Regions from separate parts of the Homo sapiens genome. Here region 2 is linked to region 1. Evidence: chromatin loops called from intact Hi-C (ENCODE). Cell type or tissue: endothelial cell of umbilical vein. All regions are shown on one strand. Links, peaks and the distances in the headings refer to the core of each region. The heading gives the core; the rest is flanking DNA. Region 1 overlaps ERBB4 (erb-b2 receptor tyrosine kinase 4). Region 2 overlaps ERBB4 (erb-b2 receptor tyrosine kinase 4).

What was found. Hi-C counts contacts between places; a loop is a spot of excess contacts. Peaks named below come from ENCODE experiments on the same cell type or tissue, not always from the same donor. Only the 100,000 strongest peaks of a DNase experiment are listed, where the experiment ranks them.
Region 2: it touches region 1 in a loop (1.9-fold over the local background); 4 of 110 quality-filtered maps call a loop at or near these places.

Annotation. Positions count from the first base shown.
Region 1 is chr2:211,875,444-211,883,794 of GRCh38, forward strand. All of the region lies in intron 3 of ERBB4 (erb-b2 receptor tyrosine kinase 4), which reads right to left. Among named protein-coding and RNA genes, the nearest start is that of MIR548F2, 550 kb to the right of the region's middle. In endothelial cell of umbilical vein, for the core only: a CTCF peak has its summit at 4,073; DNase peaks (open chromatin) are centred at 1,828 and 4,068.
Region 2 is chr2:212,131,097-212,139,447 of GRCh38, forward strand. The region is part of intron 1 of ERBB4 (erb-b2 receptor tyrosine kinase 4); the gene reads right to left. Among named protein-coding and RNA genes, the nearest start is that of MIR548F2, 290 kb to the right of the region's middle. In endothelial cell of umbilical vein, for the core only: no CTCF peak of the experiment used is centred there; a DNase peak (open chromatin) is centred at 4,805.

The DNA of each region.
Region 1 (8,351 bases), core at 311-8,310:
AAATTTTGAAGAAGAAGAAACAAGTACCCAAATACAGTCATGAACTACACAATGTAATTTCAGTCAATGACAGACTGCACATATGATGGTGGTCTCATAAGATTTTAATGGATCTGAAAAATGTTTAGTGTCTAGTGATGTCATAGCTGTAGCAATGTTGCAGCACAATTATTATATTTTTAAAATAAGTTTAGTGTAGCCTAAGTGCAGTGTTTATAAAGTATACAGTAGTGCAATGTCACAGGCCTTCACATTGACTCATCATTTACTCATTTTCTTATCCAGAACAACCACCAGTCCAGCAAACTCCATTCATGGAAGGTGTCCTACACAAGTGTAGCATTTTTAATATTTTATACCATATTTTCTACTGTACCTTTTCTATGTTCAGATACACACATACATTTTGTTACAATTGCTTACAGTATTCAGTATGGTAGCATGCTGCACTGGTTTGTAGTAACAGGCTAGACCATATAGCCCAGACGTGTAGGAGGCTATACCATTTAGATTTGTGTAAATACACTCTATGATGTTCACAGGATAATGAAATCACATAACAACACATTCCCCAGAACATGTCCTCACCATTAAGCAACACATGACTGTACTTCTGAAATAAATTTTAAAATAGACAAATACACAGGCACTCAGCAGTCATAAGAAGGCTTTCTCTCTTCACTTACTTCAGTGACACATTCAATTTTTGATCAAGAAAAGTAGTCAAAAAATTAATAGCATCACATTTTGCCAAAATATTGTATACACTTAGAGAATACCAATTTTGCTGATTCTGAGTGTTTCCTTGCACACGTCAGTAGGTATTTTGGATTTATGTGTCAAAGAGACTCTTAATTTTACTCTAACTCTATCTCACAAATGGTTATGCACCTGATCACACCACATCCACTTAAAGAATGGCAAGACAGAGGAAGGAGAAGAATTACACTTTCACCATTATGCGATGTGTATTCATACTGGAGCCTTGTTTATTTCAAAATTTTACCAGATTATATAGAGCAATTAAAGTTTATTCTTTTTAGTTAATATTAATAGATACTTTTCCCTCATGAATGTGTTGTTTTCTGGATAAATCATAGAGACTGTGTGTTCGGTGAGAAAAACCAGTTATAAAAGGGTATATGTAATGATTGGATTCATGTGAAGTTCAAGAACACATAAAATGTGTTTATGTGGATAGAAATTAAATACTATTAATAATTTCTGGCTATTGAGGGGACAGGTATTGACTGGTAAGAGGCATGAGGGAATCTTCTGCAGGCAACGGGAATACTTTGAATGTTTAAATGTATATACATATATAAAAATTAAGCTTTACACTGAAGATCGATCCACTTTCCTTCATATAAATTGTAATCAGTTTTTAAAATGTTTTTTTATCATGCCAAAACAAATATTTTAAAAACCTAAATATTAAACAGTATTAAATGAAAAAATTAACAAAGTTTTATATCTATTTTCTTCTTTCTGGTTTCATTGTTCCCGTTCAAATACTGCTATTCCACATCTTAACTACTGAAAAGCCTACTGAGGCAAAGGCTCATAACTTGTTCTTTCTTCCTTAATTACGGAACCTCTCCTTTCTATATGCATTAGCCTTTCTTTAGCTAAATGTAGTCATAAGTGAATGATTTTGGACAATAAGACGTAAGTGGAGGCAGTGTGTACAACTCTTAGGACGAGTACATTTAAGAAAAGGTATATGTATTTTATCCCTTCTTGCTTCTTGTCAGCTGGCATTATGACGTGGTGGCTGAAGCTCGAGTAGCCTTATTGGACTATGGCAGAATTTATGTGCTGAGGTTGGATGAGCAATTAGACAGAACTGTGGGGTCATAACATTCAGGAAGCCAGATCAGCTCTGAACTCACTACCTCCAGATTATGCTTTTTTTACTTGAGAAAGAAATATATTTTTATTTAAGCCACAGTTAATGTATTGCCTGTTTTGCCATTAATAGCTGAGCCTAATATAAATTGATTTACTTTATATAAACACTGTTTTTCTATCAACTCTTTCTCACTATAATCTATTATTCAAGCATACTTTCGGGGTTTTTCTGAGAACGTATCTGATTATGCCGCCTTCCTCTTTAAAATGTCTTTTTTTTTTTCCATTTCAGGGATATTGCTATTAGTCCAGACATTAAAATATGTTTGCTACTATACAGTCATGTTACAAAATTGAAAAATCTGATTCTGCATTTTTAAATGAAAACAATTTGTATAGGAAATAAATACCTGAATATACTCACCAAAATGTAACTACTTATTATTTTGGGTTTAAGAAATAATAGATAATATTTTTATTTACATTGTATGTCTTCAAATTTACTAAATTTATGTCGGTAACAATGCATCAGGCCAGGCGAGGTGGTTCATGCCTGTAATCCCAGCACTTTGGGAGGCCGAGGCGGGCGGGTCACCTGAGGTCAGGTGTTTGAGACCAGCCTGGCCAACATGGCAAAACCTCGTCTCTACTAAAAATCCAAAAATTAGCGTGGCATGGTGGTGGGTGCCTGTAATCCCAGCTATTCAGGAGGCTGAGGAAGCAGAATATCTTGAACCCAGGAGGCAGAGGTTGCAGTGAGCCTAGATCACGCCACTGCCCTCCGGCCTGAGGAACAGAGCGAGACGCCATCTCAAAACAAACAAACAAACAACAACAAAAAACAATGTATCACCGTAGAAATTAAAACAACTTTTTCTAAACAAATTAAAATCTTCCATCGAAATTTATCTTATAATTTAAAACAGTTCTCATTAGAGTCAGGAATCAGTAAAAAAGTTGCCACTCTCATTATAACCATTTTCCATTGTCCTTTAGGCCTAAACAACTAAAGAAAAAAAATTTAAATAACAAAATAACTTTTTGAAAGAAAGAGATAACTTTGTCATTAGTTGTGGATGATATATTGATATTATGGAAAATACAATAGTATTCATTGAAAAAGTAATAAAAGGTATTTGATTTTAGCATAGTGATGAATTTCATAAAAATATGCTGAAAGCAAAAGCATTCTTTTATCACATCAAAAGTCTAATTGTTAAAATTCCATTAATAATACATGTAGGTATTTACAGTTTTCAGGATAAATATCAAAATAATCAAGAAATAATGAATATTTTAAACATGGCATGGAGAAAATTAGTTATCCACTTTAGGAAAAAAAATTAAGACAAATTAAGTTTTGTTTTTTTTTTTTTCCTTGAGATGGAGTTTCCCTCTTGTTGCCCAGACTGGAGTGCAGTGGCGCAATCTCAGCTCACTGCAACCTCCGCCTCCTGGGTTCAAGTGATTCTCCTGCCTCAGCCTCCCGAGTAGCTGGCATTACAGGCAAATTAAAATTTTAAGTAGAAAAAAACAAAAAACAAAAATTGCATTAGAGAAAAACACAGGATAATTCTATAATTTTTGACTAGAGAAAGTCTTTTAAAATTAGCACAAATGATAATAACAAGAAAGACTAACATTCACTGAGTTCTTAACAGATACTCTCCTAGGTGCTTTTACATGTGTTGATTTATGTGTGTCCTCTAACCCTCTAGGAGAAAGGAGCTAATACATGAAAGGCACACAGACATTAAGTCATGGTTGGTAAATGCTGGGGCTATCTTAACCCAAGCTATCTGGTTGAAGATGCTGCATTCTTATCTACATTCTTTTCCCCTAGAATTCACACAGAAAATCCTAGACAAAAATGACTACTTAATATCACAAATGTCTGCATAAAAAAAAAAGACAACATAAAACAGGTTAGTGAAAACCTGTTTTTCCCAAATCTAGAAAAACATATTTGCAACATTAATGATAGCTAAGAGATTAATAAGATTATGAGCTCATAATTCCATAAGGAAAATTGATGAATACCATATAGAATAACAGGCAAAATATATAAATAGGGAGTTCCCATTGAAAGCAATGAACATTACCAAATAAAATGATGTTTAACCTCATTGATAATCAAATACAAATTTAAATAAATATATCCTATGTCTTCATCTATTACACTAGCAAATGTCAAAATGGTTGTTATTGCCAGTTTGGCCAGGGTGTGGCAACACAGGCACTCTCATGTACTATGTTAGGAGGATAAATTAACAAAACTTTTTGAAAGATAATATAGGATCTGTACCCAAGATTAATGTGTATGAATCTTTCTTGGTGAGACTGCCCTTTTAAGATTTAGCCTAATTAAATAAAAGGGAAAATGTAGCTGACAATGGAACAGTGTAGTAGTCATACTTATAATAGTAAAAAACTAGAAGCTAGTTAAATGTACATCAGAGAGTTTGGTTAAGTGTATTATAGCACATTTACACAAAGAAATATCAATCATACAAAAGGGGAGCATATGATATTATAAGTTCCAATATGTGAAGATAATCTTGGATAATTGGAAAGAGATATATTCTAGGAAGAGAACAAAACATGCACTGTTTTGGGTAAGAGAATGAAGTCTGCATTCCAGAAGTATGAAAGTTATATATTTAAACTCAATATATTATTAATATATATTAACAAAAATAAATATATAAATAAAGCATAATTATTATTTAACATATAGTCTCATAAGTACTAATATGTGAAAATAATTTTCACATATTATTGAAAACTATATGCTATATACTCCTTGGTATGTCCTCATATTTTCTGAAATACAAACTTCCTTCTCTTACCCAAGACAGTGTTTTGTTTTCTTCTGTCTCTAGAATGTACCTCTTTCCAATTCTACCTATCAAACATTCTTTAACAGTAGGTTTTGCTCAAAATGCTACTTACACTACAAAATCCTTGTCTTACGCTAGATCTTCTGTTTTTCCATTCATTAAAAATATCTATTAGGGAATTTACCACTATGTGGTACGCATTATAGTAATGTGTGTATATATCTTCCATCTCTGGGAACCTCCAAATATTTCAATGACAGTGTCTCCTCTATATTTTTATCCTCCTATTATGTCTATCCCTCATGCGCATACACAGTAGATGCCTAATAAATGTTCACACCAAATTGTTTACTTGACTATACATAAGGGGTCTTCAAAAAGTTTGTGAAAAATGTGTATCATGAAAAAAACTATGCACAGATTTCAAAAAACATTTGCACCAAAATAAACCCATACTAACATGTTATAACATGTCTGAACAGGATCTAGTCTGAGGCCCTAGGAACCATTAAGACATCCATTTGAAAACAGCCTGTATCAGAGCAACATGAATCTTGCTAAAATTGAAGCAAAAATACACCTCAAATTTACGGTGAAATCATTGATGCTTTACAAAAAGTTCATGGGGAAAATGTCCCAAAGAAATGAACAGTTTACAAATGAATGTTAAGAATGGACAAGATAATATTGAAGATGAAACCTGCAGTGGCAGACCAACCACATCAATTTTCAAGGAAAATATTCATCTTGTTTGTGCCCTAATTGAAGAGGACCAACAATTTAATGGCACAAGTAATATCCAATGCCACAGACATCTCAATTAGTGGAGCTTACTCAGTTTTGACTGGAAAATTAAAGTTAAGCAAACTTTCCACTCAATGGGTGCCAAGACCATGGCACTCAGATCAGCTGCACACAAGACCAGAGCTTTCCATGGAAATTTTAAACAAATAGGACCAAGAGCCTAAAGAATGTCTTCGAAGCATTTTAAAAAGAAGTGAAACATGGCATTACCGTTACAATCCTAAAAACAAAGCACATAAAAGCAATGGCTACCAAGAAGTAGAAGTGGAAGTGGTCTCGGCCAAAGCAAAAGCAGACTGGTCAAGAGCAAAGGTCATGGTGATACAGGCGGTAGAAATAAATTATTTAGGCAGATAGTGAGGGCAAAAGAGTCATCGGCAGTTTCCCTTTTAACAAAAAGCAGTCCAAGAAATTATTTTTTTGCTAACAAAGAGCAGCCTGAAATACTGAGCCGCAAACATCGATAAGCAAGCTTGAAGCTTGCACGGGGGAATGCTGGCAGCTGCGCCAATAGAGAAGGACTACCTGAGGGCCAGGTATGTCTGCCATGGAAGCTCCATCTTCCCTTTTTTTGTTAGCACATGTATGACAAGAAAGAAATGGGCAACATGGAGCAGCTCAGTCAGAGAACCTGCCTGCATAATAAAAGATTGGGGTGGGGGTCGGGGGGGCTGAGATTTGTGCCCCATGCAAATGACGCAACTGGTCTAACCAGTTTTTCGGACCCTATGTAGATCAGATACCGCCCCTCCACTAGCTCATCTATAAAACCTCTTGCATTTCACCACGAAATCAGCAACTCATTTTTCTGGGACCCCTCTCTGTAGCAGAGAGCTATTCTCCTTCTTTTGTCTATTAAACTTCCACTGTTAAGCTCACTCTTTGTGTGTCTGCGCCCTTGATATTTGTAGCCATGAGACAACGAACCTTGGATATTATCCCAGACAACGAAGCAGCTTCAGTGGCAGTCTTTTTGGGGGGATGCTCAAGGCATTTTATTTCTCGACTTTCTGGAGGACCAAAGAAAGATAACATCGGCTTACTATTAGAGTGTTTCTGAGAAAGTTAACCAAATCTTTAGCAGAAAAATATCCAGAAAACCTTCACGGGAAAGTCCTTCTGCACCACAACAACACCCCTGCTCATTCCCTTTATCAAACAAGGACAATTTTCTGAAAGTTATGATGGGAAATCATTAGGCATCTAGCTTACAATCCTGATTCAGCTCCTTCTCATTTTTACTTGTTTCCTAATCTTAAAAAAAATAATAAAAAAATAAGAGTAGTCATTATTCTCCAGTTAATAATGTGAAAGAGACTGCATTGACATGGTTAAGTTCCCAGGACCCTCGGTTCTTTAGGGCTGGACTAAATGGCTGGTATCATTGTTTATAAATGTGTCTTGGATTTGATGGAGCTTATGCTGAGAATGAAAGTTTACATTTTTTATTTTTATCTTTTAAATCAATTTTCTGATGAACTTTTAAAAGTCCCCTCATATATAGAGATAGCTCAATAGATAAATATAATAAATATAAATATGACTGCTTGTCAATTACTAAAATATGGTTTCTCTATAGTGAGGTTTGTTCTCATTTCTTTGCAAAAATAGATAATAAAATTATTCACATAAAAACACGAGAGGCACAGCAATGTTCTGAATATTTAAATTATTTTGAAATAAATGATACCTTAATGCTAACACAGCAATATTATCATCTTACTAAAAATGTATCATTATTAAAATTTTGTCAAGCTAATAAGGTTGAGAATCTGAAGTTCTTAAAATTGTTTAAGTATAGCCACCTGGCTCCAGGTCAGGCTTATAATTGCTACACTGTGGTACCAGTTCTAACAATTGAAGAGACTGACAGAAGACTTGGAATCAACATCAAGTTAATCTTCATGTAATTTATCTTCACTTCACTCAATCCATATCTATTACCTATCTCCTTGTATCTGTGTTGGGTTCTAATATCTACTGATCAGACACTTTCTACCTTCTCCCTTTACTGGGTATATACCCAAAGGATGATAAATCATGCTGCTATAAAGACACATGCACACGTATGTTTATTGTGGCATTATTCACAATAGCAAAGACCAACTCAGATGTCCAACAATGATAGACCAGATTAAGAAAATGTGGCACATATATACCATGGAATACTATGCAGCCATAAAAAATGCTGAGTTAATGTCCTTTGTAGGGACATGGATGAAGCTGGAAACCATCATTCTCAGCAAACTATCGCAAGGACAAAAAACCAAACACCGCGTGTTCTCACTCCTAGGTGGGAACTGAACAATGAGAACACATAGACACAGGAAGGGGAACATCACACACCGGGCCCTGTTGTGGGGTGGGTGGAGCGGGGAGGGATAGCATTAGGAGATATACCTAATGTAAATGACAAGTTAATGGGTGCAGCACACCAACATGGCACATGTATACATATGTAACAAACCTGCACGTTGTGCACATGTACCCTAAAACTTAAAGTATAATAAAAAATAATAATAATAAAAATAAAATTAAAACAAAATACATTACTCTTGGCCAGTCACGGTGGCTCACACCTGTAATCCCAGCACTTTGGGAGGCCGAGGCGTGAAGATTGCTTGAGGTCAGGAGTTCTAGACCAGCCTGGCCAACACGGTTGGTGAAAGAAACCCTGTCTCCACTAAAAATACAAAAATTATCCTGGCGTTGTCGTGGGCACCTATAATCCCAGGTACTTGGGAGGCAGAGGCTGAGGCAAGAGAATCGCTTGAACCCAGGAGGTGGAGGTTGTAGTGAGGCAAGTTCGTGCCACTGCACTCCAGCCTGGGCGATAGAGCAAGACTCAGTCTCGAA
Region 2 (8,351 bases), core at 120-8,119, 260 kb after region 1:
ATTATAGTTATGCAGAGATGGCAAGTTTTGTTATCTCTATGTTCAAAATACATCCCCAAATGGGTCCAAACTTGTCACTTCCACTGCTATAGTCATTTAATCCAAAACACTGCTATCCCTTCCCTGGACTTACACAGCGGCCTCCTAACTAATGTCCAGGATTTCCTATTTGCCCCATTAATTAATTCGCAACCCAGAGAACAGAATAATATTTTTAAAAATATAAATCATTCATGTCACTAAAAACACCCTTTGGCATCTCATTAAACTTACTGCAAAATCCAAACTCTTTAGCTTGTAAGAATCTGTAGTCATCTTTTCTCAAATGTCATTCTTTCAGAAAAGCCTTCTCTGACCACCTTATTTAAATAAGTACCGGGTTTCCAAACATTGTGCTCTACCAGGAGACACAACAGTTATTCCATTGAATTGGAAGTGACTGCCGTGCAGCCACTTTGGGCTCCTCATTCCTTTGAATCAACAGGCAAAGAAAGGAATTGCTAAGCTGGCTGGGATAATTGATCCTGACCACTAAGGATAGTAGCAGATTCTATCAATATTACTACTCCACAATGGAGGTAATAAGGAAGAGTATGTCTCTAATACAGGACATTCCTGTGGGCGTCTCTTAGTATTACCATGCCCAGTGATGAAATTCAATGGAAAACTACAACCACCCAATCAAAGCAGGACTAGTACGGTCCAGTGCATTTTGCAATGAATGTTTGTGTCACCTCAACAGGTAAAGAACCATAACCAACTGAGGTGCTTGCTGAAGGCAAAGGGAGTATGAAATGGGTAGTAGAGAAAGGTAGTTATAAATACCAGCTATGATCATGTGACCATTGACAGAAATGGGTACTGTAATTGCCATAAGTATTTATTCCTTATTATGTTATGAATACATTTTGTGTGTGGGTGTGTCTGTTTCTTTTCCTCTCTTATTTCCTTATCATGAAACATAAGATGTATTACTTTATGTCATAATATTTAAGTATTCTTAATTTTACACAATAGTATTTAAGTTATAGGATATCAAGGAGAAAAGCAAACATCAAAAAAGACTTCACTTTTTCTTCTGGGGACAAAGTGCATTTTTGGTTATAGGCATAATAGTTGTACCATGTTAGATGAAATCATTTACCTTTTATTGTCTTTAATTGGAGATTAAGTACAGATTAAGGAGATGCATATGGGTGCTATGCTGACAAGGGATGGGCCTGTGATGGTTAATTTTATATGTCACTTGATTGGGCCACAGCATGCCCAGAATGCTGGCTAAACATTATTTCTGAGTGTATCCATAAGGGCGTTTTCACAAAAGACTACCATTGAATTGGTATACTGAGTAGAGCACATGGCTCTCCCCAGTGTGGGTGAGTATTATCCAATCTGTTGCAGTGCAGGCACGGATAGAATAAAAAGGCAGAGGAAAATGGAATTTTCTCTCTGCCTGACTGCTTGAACTGTGACATAGATCTCCAGCCCTTGGCACTTTAGGTTCTTAAGTCTTCATATCCAAACTGGAATCTATACCATTGCCACTCTAACTCTCAGGCCTTTAAACTACACCACTAGCTTTTTTGGGTCTCTAGCTTGCAGATGGCAGATTGTGAGACTTCTCAGCCTCCATAATTGTGTGAGCCAAGACTATATAGTACATTTTAAATAAATCTCTATGTGTGTGTGCGCGCTATATATAGCATATATGTGTGTGTGTATATATACTTGTATATATATGCTATCTGTGCATTCCATGGCCCAGACAAATTGACATAGAAAATTAACTATCATAAGCCCATCCCTTGTTAACGTGGCACACATACACAACTTCTTAATCTGTACTTAATCTCCAAATAAAGAAAATAACAGGTCATACTTCCACCTAACATGATACAACTATTGTATCTACAACCCAAAATGCACTAACTCCTTCCTTGGGAGAGAAGGTAAAGTCCTTTCTTCATGTTTGCTCTTTTTGATATCCTGTAACTTAAAATTTTTTGGTTCTGTTTCTCTGGGGAACCCTGAGAAACACATTTATGTTTATTCATTCTCCACACAGAGGCCAGAATGTTTTTTTCAAAAATGTAAATTGTTCATGTCACTCCCCTACTGAGAACAACCCTTGGCTTCTAATTGCACTGACTATAAAATCCAAAGTTCTTATAGCCTATAAGAACTTGTATTTAAGTATTTGCTCAAATGTCACCTTTTCAAAACAGCCTTTTCTGACCACCTTATCTAAAATAGACATCAGGTTCCCATACATTGTGTTCTGCTTTCTTTTCATTTTGGTGTTTTTTTTTTGTTTTGTTTTGTTTTTGTTTTTTTTTTTGCTATGTGAATTTACATTATACATCTGCAAGTTTACCTTTTTATGATATGTCTCCACATTAGAATGCAAGCCTCATAAGAGAGGCCTTTGCTCAGCACCTCGGAAAGCAGGCATATAGCAGATGTTCAGTAAACATCAGTAAACAGGCATAGCTGTTCAGTAAACATTTGTTAAATAAATATATGGACTTCAGAGTCACTGAGAACTAGAATGAAAAAAAAAAAAGGTAAAGAATATACATAAAGGAAGGCCAGGTGTGGTGGCTCACGCCTGAAATCCCAACATTTTTGGAGACTGAGGCCAGAGGATTGCTTCAGGTCAGGATACCAGCCTAGGTAACAAAGTGGGACCCTTTCCCTACAAAACCTTTTTAAAAATTAAGAAAATAAAAATAAAAGAGAACTAGAATGGAGCCAGAATCAAACACTGGTTCCTCCATTTTTAAAAGCTGAATGAACTTGAGCAAATCACTTCATCACTTTGAGTCTTGGTTTCCCTGTCTACAAAGTAAGGTTTTATGCTGAGTGTTCTTCATAAATCCAGCTTAACTGTTATGAGCACAACATTTCTAGGATAATTTTTTTCAATTGATGGGTAATAGTCATTCCTATCTTTTTTCTAACCCTCATGGAAATGCTTCCCTTAACTCAGCATACATTTCATCATGTTATATATTCTAGAATTCTACTTTAAAACTAGGGTTTTTATTTCAGACTTGAATATTGCAATTTATCATATGCTTTTGCAGTTTTGAGAAGTTTTTTTTTAATCTTATTAGGGTAAATTATTGATAAATTGCAATTATTAAACCATCCTTACATTCTTGAATGAATCATATACAATGATCATACATTACTCTATTAGTATAATTCTGGATTTTATTGCTCTTATTCATTTGTACTGGTATCTTTTAATATAAAAAATTTGTATCAATGTTTTAAAATATCTTTATCAGATGTGATTAGGGCCAAAAGAGTTTAAAAATTGAAATGAATTTATATTTCAGAAATTTCATATTCTACATAATTAAATGTATTAAAGAAAAAACTATTAGCAAAATAGGAAATGTGTTTCATAATTTTCATTACATAAAACTAGACATAAAATATTTTTCAGTGTAAAAATTGGTATCCTTTTAAAAAAAATCCTATTATGTATTATCTGAATCTTTATCTTCTACCACTGTTTTATTGATTCCCAAAGTGATAAAACGTAGACTGCTGAAATTAACTAAACACTTTCTTTTTTTTTTTTTTTTTTTTTTTTTGAGATGGAGTCTGGCTCTGTCGCCCAGACTGGAGTGCAGAGGTGCAATCTCGGCTCACTGCAAGCTCTGCCTCCCGGGTTCATGCCATTCTCCTGCCTCAGCCTCCCCAGGAGCTGGGACTACAGGCGCCCGCCACCATGCCTGGCTAATTTTTTTTGTATTTTTAGTAGGGATGGGGGTTTCACCGTGTCAGCTAGGATGGTCTCGATCTCCTGACCTCGTGATCCGCCTGCCTCGGCCTCCCAAAGTGCTGGGATTATAGGCGTGAGCCACCGCGCCTGGCCTACTAAACACTTTCTAAACAATCCTTGAGCCTAATGAAAAGAACTTTTGGCATTGTAGACCTTTACTAATAGATTTGTACCTATGGAAGACATAGGTATTCAATACCACAGACAGATGAAAGATAAATCAATATATTATATATACTCCTATCTGCTGATCTATCTAAAATTGAATTGATCTGTACTTTACCTCTTTTGTTGATTACAATAGTCTTTGAGAGCTCTCAAAATTCTTAAGTGCAGCTACTATATAGTGTGAGGGAAAATAACCTCATAACTGAAAACTAAAAAAACTGATGTACCTCAAAATTATACATGATTGTCTTCTATGAGTAATATGGTTTTTGAGTAGTCTACCTTGATATAGTCTTCCCAATATAAACATTTATCTTTGTAAATTTTTGTACTTTGTATTTCAAAGATGAGCTTGGTAAAATTAAAAAATTGCAAATGATTTTTAATGTATCATATCAAATAACAACTAACTTATAACTGCATATATATATATTCTGTCTTTATTGTTTCCCTGTCTTCAAATATTTTTTCTTAATTTTTATTTCATAACATTTCTATGTTGAAAATAGGAAAAACAGAAAGGCTTTACAGATTTAGAAATTACATTTCTGTCATCTATACATACTTGGATGAAATAATAAGATCACAGAAATACAATTGTCAGAAATGTAATATTCCCTTTACCACATTTTGTCACTATTCTCTGCCTGCCCTCTTTATCCCTCCCTCATACAAAGTCCTTCTTATTTACTTTGTAGTATTTCATTTCCTGTGAAAGTGCTAGGTCCTTAACTTTAATGTAGGCACTGGACTTGACAAGCAATTAAAACAAACAATTTCCACTCATCAAGGCTTGCCAAATTAGTCATCTGCCATCTGCCCCATCATCTGGCTCTCCTTGAGGTCTTGCTGTGAATCTGGATGCACTTTCACAGATTAAGAGGGACAGTGCAAACCTCCAAGCTGGTAAAATGCCAGTGGGAGCTAAGTATGTAAACATTAGCAAACATCTTTCTTCTCTAGATTATCATGCCTTCAACCATCCCCTCGTGTCTAATAAAAACCAGCCTGATTGTGATGCCTTATCACTGTGAGACCTTTGCCATTCACTGTAATTAAAGCGGCAGTGTGTGGGATATTTTTCCTGTTAGGAGAATTTACAAGAAGGAATTAGACTAGATGTTCCTAATATGATACTATACTCACATATCAAGGTGGATTTCTTAAGCATTGATAAAGATGTGCACATTAAGAAATGGACTATGGCCTTTCTCTTGCATTGGTTTCAGAGTGAGACTTCCTTTTTCATTCCTTTCATCAGCTAATGTTTACTTGACTAATAATATGCAATAGGCACTATCTAGGGTAAATGTTCAATCAGCTTACACTAGAAACGGGAAAAAATGAGAAATAGCAAGAGTGAAACATTGTACTATTGTCACCCCATGCTTGTTTATAAGGTCTCTCTTCCTTCAAAGCATTCTCCAACCCAGGGCTACTCTTGGGCAATAGGTACCTTCATGCAAATGCACTAGGGTGGCACTCTTTTAAGTGAAACAAACTCCATGAGGGGCACATGACCTGGACATCACAATATACACTGCATTTTATCCCCATCTGTTCCCTAGTACATGAGTATGCTTGCAGTGGTGAGCTTGCATAATTGTAAACAGAAGCTCTGGTTCACTCCACTGTTCCAAGTTATCTGTCCAAACTTGCTCATTCAGGGTAAAGTTGTGTCTAATTTAACGACCCTTTTAAAATTAAAAGAAAAGTCTGTGAATGTTAGACTTGGGGTGAGAAGAAGGGGTGTGGCAAACAACATTTTTGACTGACAGTCTTTACTGTTATCTTCAGATGATTTACATATAAAGCCTAATCCAAGATCACCTTCTAACAAGTTTTCGGGGATGTTTTAAAACCCAATTCATAGTCACATTATTCTCTTGGATAAAAAACAAAAAGCACCCACCTGATACTAATATAGACTAGATTATAAAATATATTATTATAATTTATTTTAAATTGTTTTCCTGTGCCCAAACTCTATTATTCTAGAAACTAGATTCTATAATCTCCAGTGGGTTGGTCTCTCTAAAACATTTAGATGAGTAGTGGGTTGTTATTTTTACAAGATAATCATACTTACAAGTACAGTCACAATCAACTTTCCTTTTTTTAACTTTTATTTTAAGTTCCAGGGCACACATGCAGGTTTTTTACATTGGTAAACTTGTGTCATGGGGGTTTGTTGTACAGATTATTTCATCATCCAGGTATTAAGCTTAGTACACATTAGTTATTTTTTCTGATCCTCTCTCTCCTCCCACTCTCACCCACCAATAGGCCCCAGTGTGTACTGTTCCCCTCTGTGTGTCCATGTGTTCTCATCATTTTGCTCCCACTTATAAGTGAGAACATGCAGTACTTGGTTTGCTGTTCCTGTGTTAGTATGCTAGGGATAACGGTCTCCAGCTTCATCCATGTCTCTGCCAAGGACATAATCTTGTTCTTTTTTGTAGCTGCATAGTATTCCATGGTGTATATGTACATTTTCTTTATGCAGTCTATTATTAATGGGCATTTAGGTTGATTCCATGTATTTGCTATTGTGAACAATACTGCAGTGAACATACACGTGCATGTGTCTTTATAACAGAATGATTTATATTCCTCTGGGCATATACCCAGTAATGCGATTGCTGGATTAAATGGTATTTCTGTTTTAGGTCTTTAAGGAATCAACACACTGTCTTCCAAAATGGTTAAACAAATTTATACTCCCACCAACAGTGTATAAGCACTCCTCCTGCTGAGCACCAAAAGAAACTATCAACAGAGTAAACAACACACTTTCAAGTACTAACTGTAATTGGGTGTTTGATAAGGAGACAGCCACCACTAGAGAAATATCTGTCATTCGTTTATTCGTTCTGTCACGTATTTATTCAATAAATGGTTACTGGAAAACAATACATGGTGCTCTGGGTTATCTGTAAAAGGAATAATAAATACAATCTATGTCACAGATTTATAACATTTTACATTCTAAGATAAATCCTCTGTAGAATTTTTAGAAATAATAATAGTATACAAATTTAGTTAAGCTGCTAATAAATATGAATAATTTTATCTGACTTTGATTCACTGCTACTGAATAAGACCCACAATCAAAGTCAAAGTTCATTTTACCCACAATAACATATAAAACAGAGCCCTTCTCGCCTACCACACATACGAAATATACATCGTTTTGTATAAAAGTTAGACATCACTTGTGAGAAGAAATTTCCTGGGCATAACAGTAGTCAATGATGTTACCGATCTACTCAGCAGCATCTACAATGGAAGAAATATCATACCTTATGCTGTGGTGTGGATGTTTGCCCCCTCCAAAACAGATTGAAACTTAATCCCCAATGGAGCAGTATCAAGAGTCTGTTAAAAATTCAGCCTGGCATTCTGTAGCCTTCTTGCCATGTGATACCCTCTGCTGCCTCAGGACCCTTCAGACAGTCTCTACCAAGCAGACCCTCACCAGATGCAGCTCCCCATTCTTGAACTTTCTAGCCTCCAGAATTATAAAAAAACACAATTCTTTTCTTTATAAATTACCCAGTCTCAGGCATTCAGTTATAGCAACAGAAAAAGGAGTAGGATACCTTAACAAATGTTTTATTCAGTTAGCCAGGTTAGTGTATATCTTTTAGTATATATTTAACTAGGTCCTCATTCACTTGTCTAAAAGGATAAGGAAAAATTGCTCTGACACAGACCGGATACACACATTATTGAAAACTATTCCATTTCAGGCTGATTTTCAATTAAGTCCCCATTCTAAATTACTTAATAACGATATGATTGAACATGTCATGGGTATTGTTTTTAGTCTTTTTTCATTTTATTTAATTCAGAAATTTGATATTATAGTTAATAGCTAATATTACTACCAAGTTCCCTACTCACTTCACACTCCTATGGGTAAGTAAATGGGACTTCAGAGATCACATGGATAGTTACTTAATTTGGAGTGTTTTCCCATAAAGTTTCACTAATCTTTGGACTTAAAAATCTGATATCCTATTCGTGGGCTTTATTATAATAGAGTAGCATGTTATAATACAAAATCTATGATAAGATATTGAAAGTAAAAGTCCAACCTTTTAATGGAATTCACATCATTCACTATGACACACAAAGAAGAGCCAAGGTGACATTTAGCAAATTTTGTAAGTATTAGAGATGAACTCAGAAATGTCTTCTACATTTAAGAGCAATATTTAAAACAACACACACACACACGCACATGTGCACATACACATACATAGGGATACAATATTTGCTAGTATACAATATTTGCATTTTTATGCTACAGTGTTAACACAAAAATGCATTACAAAGTTCCTTAATTTATTTTATCTTAGACAATTTGGCAATAAAGGTATCA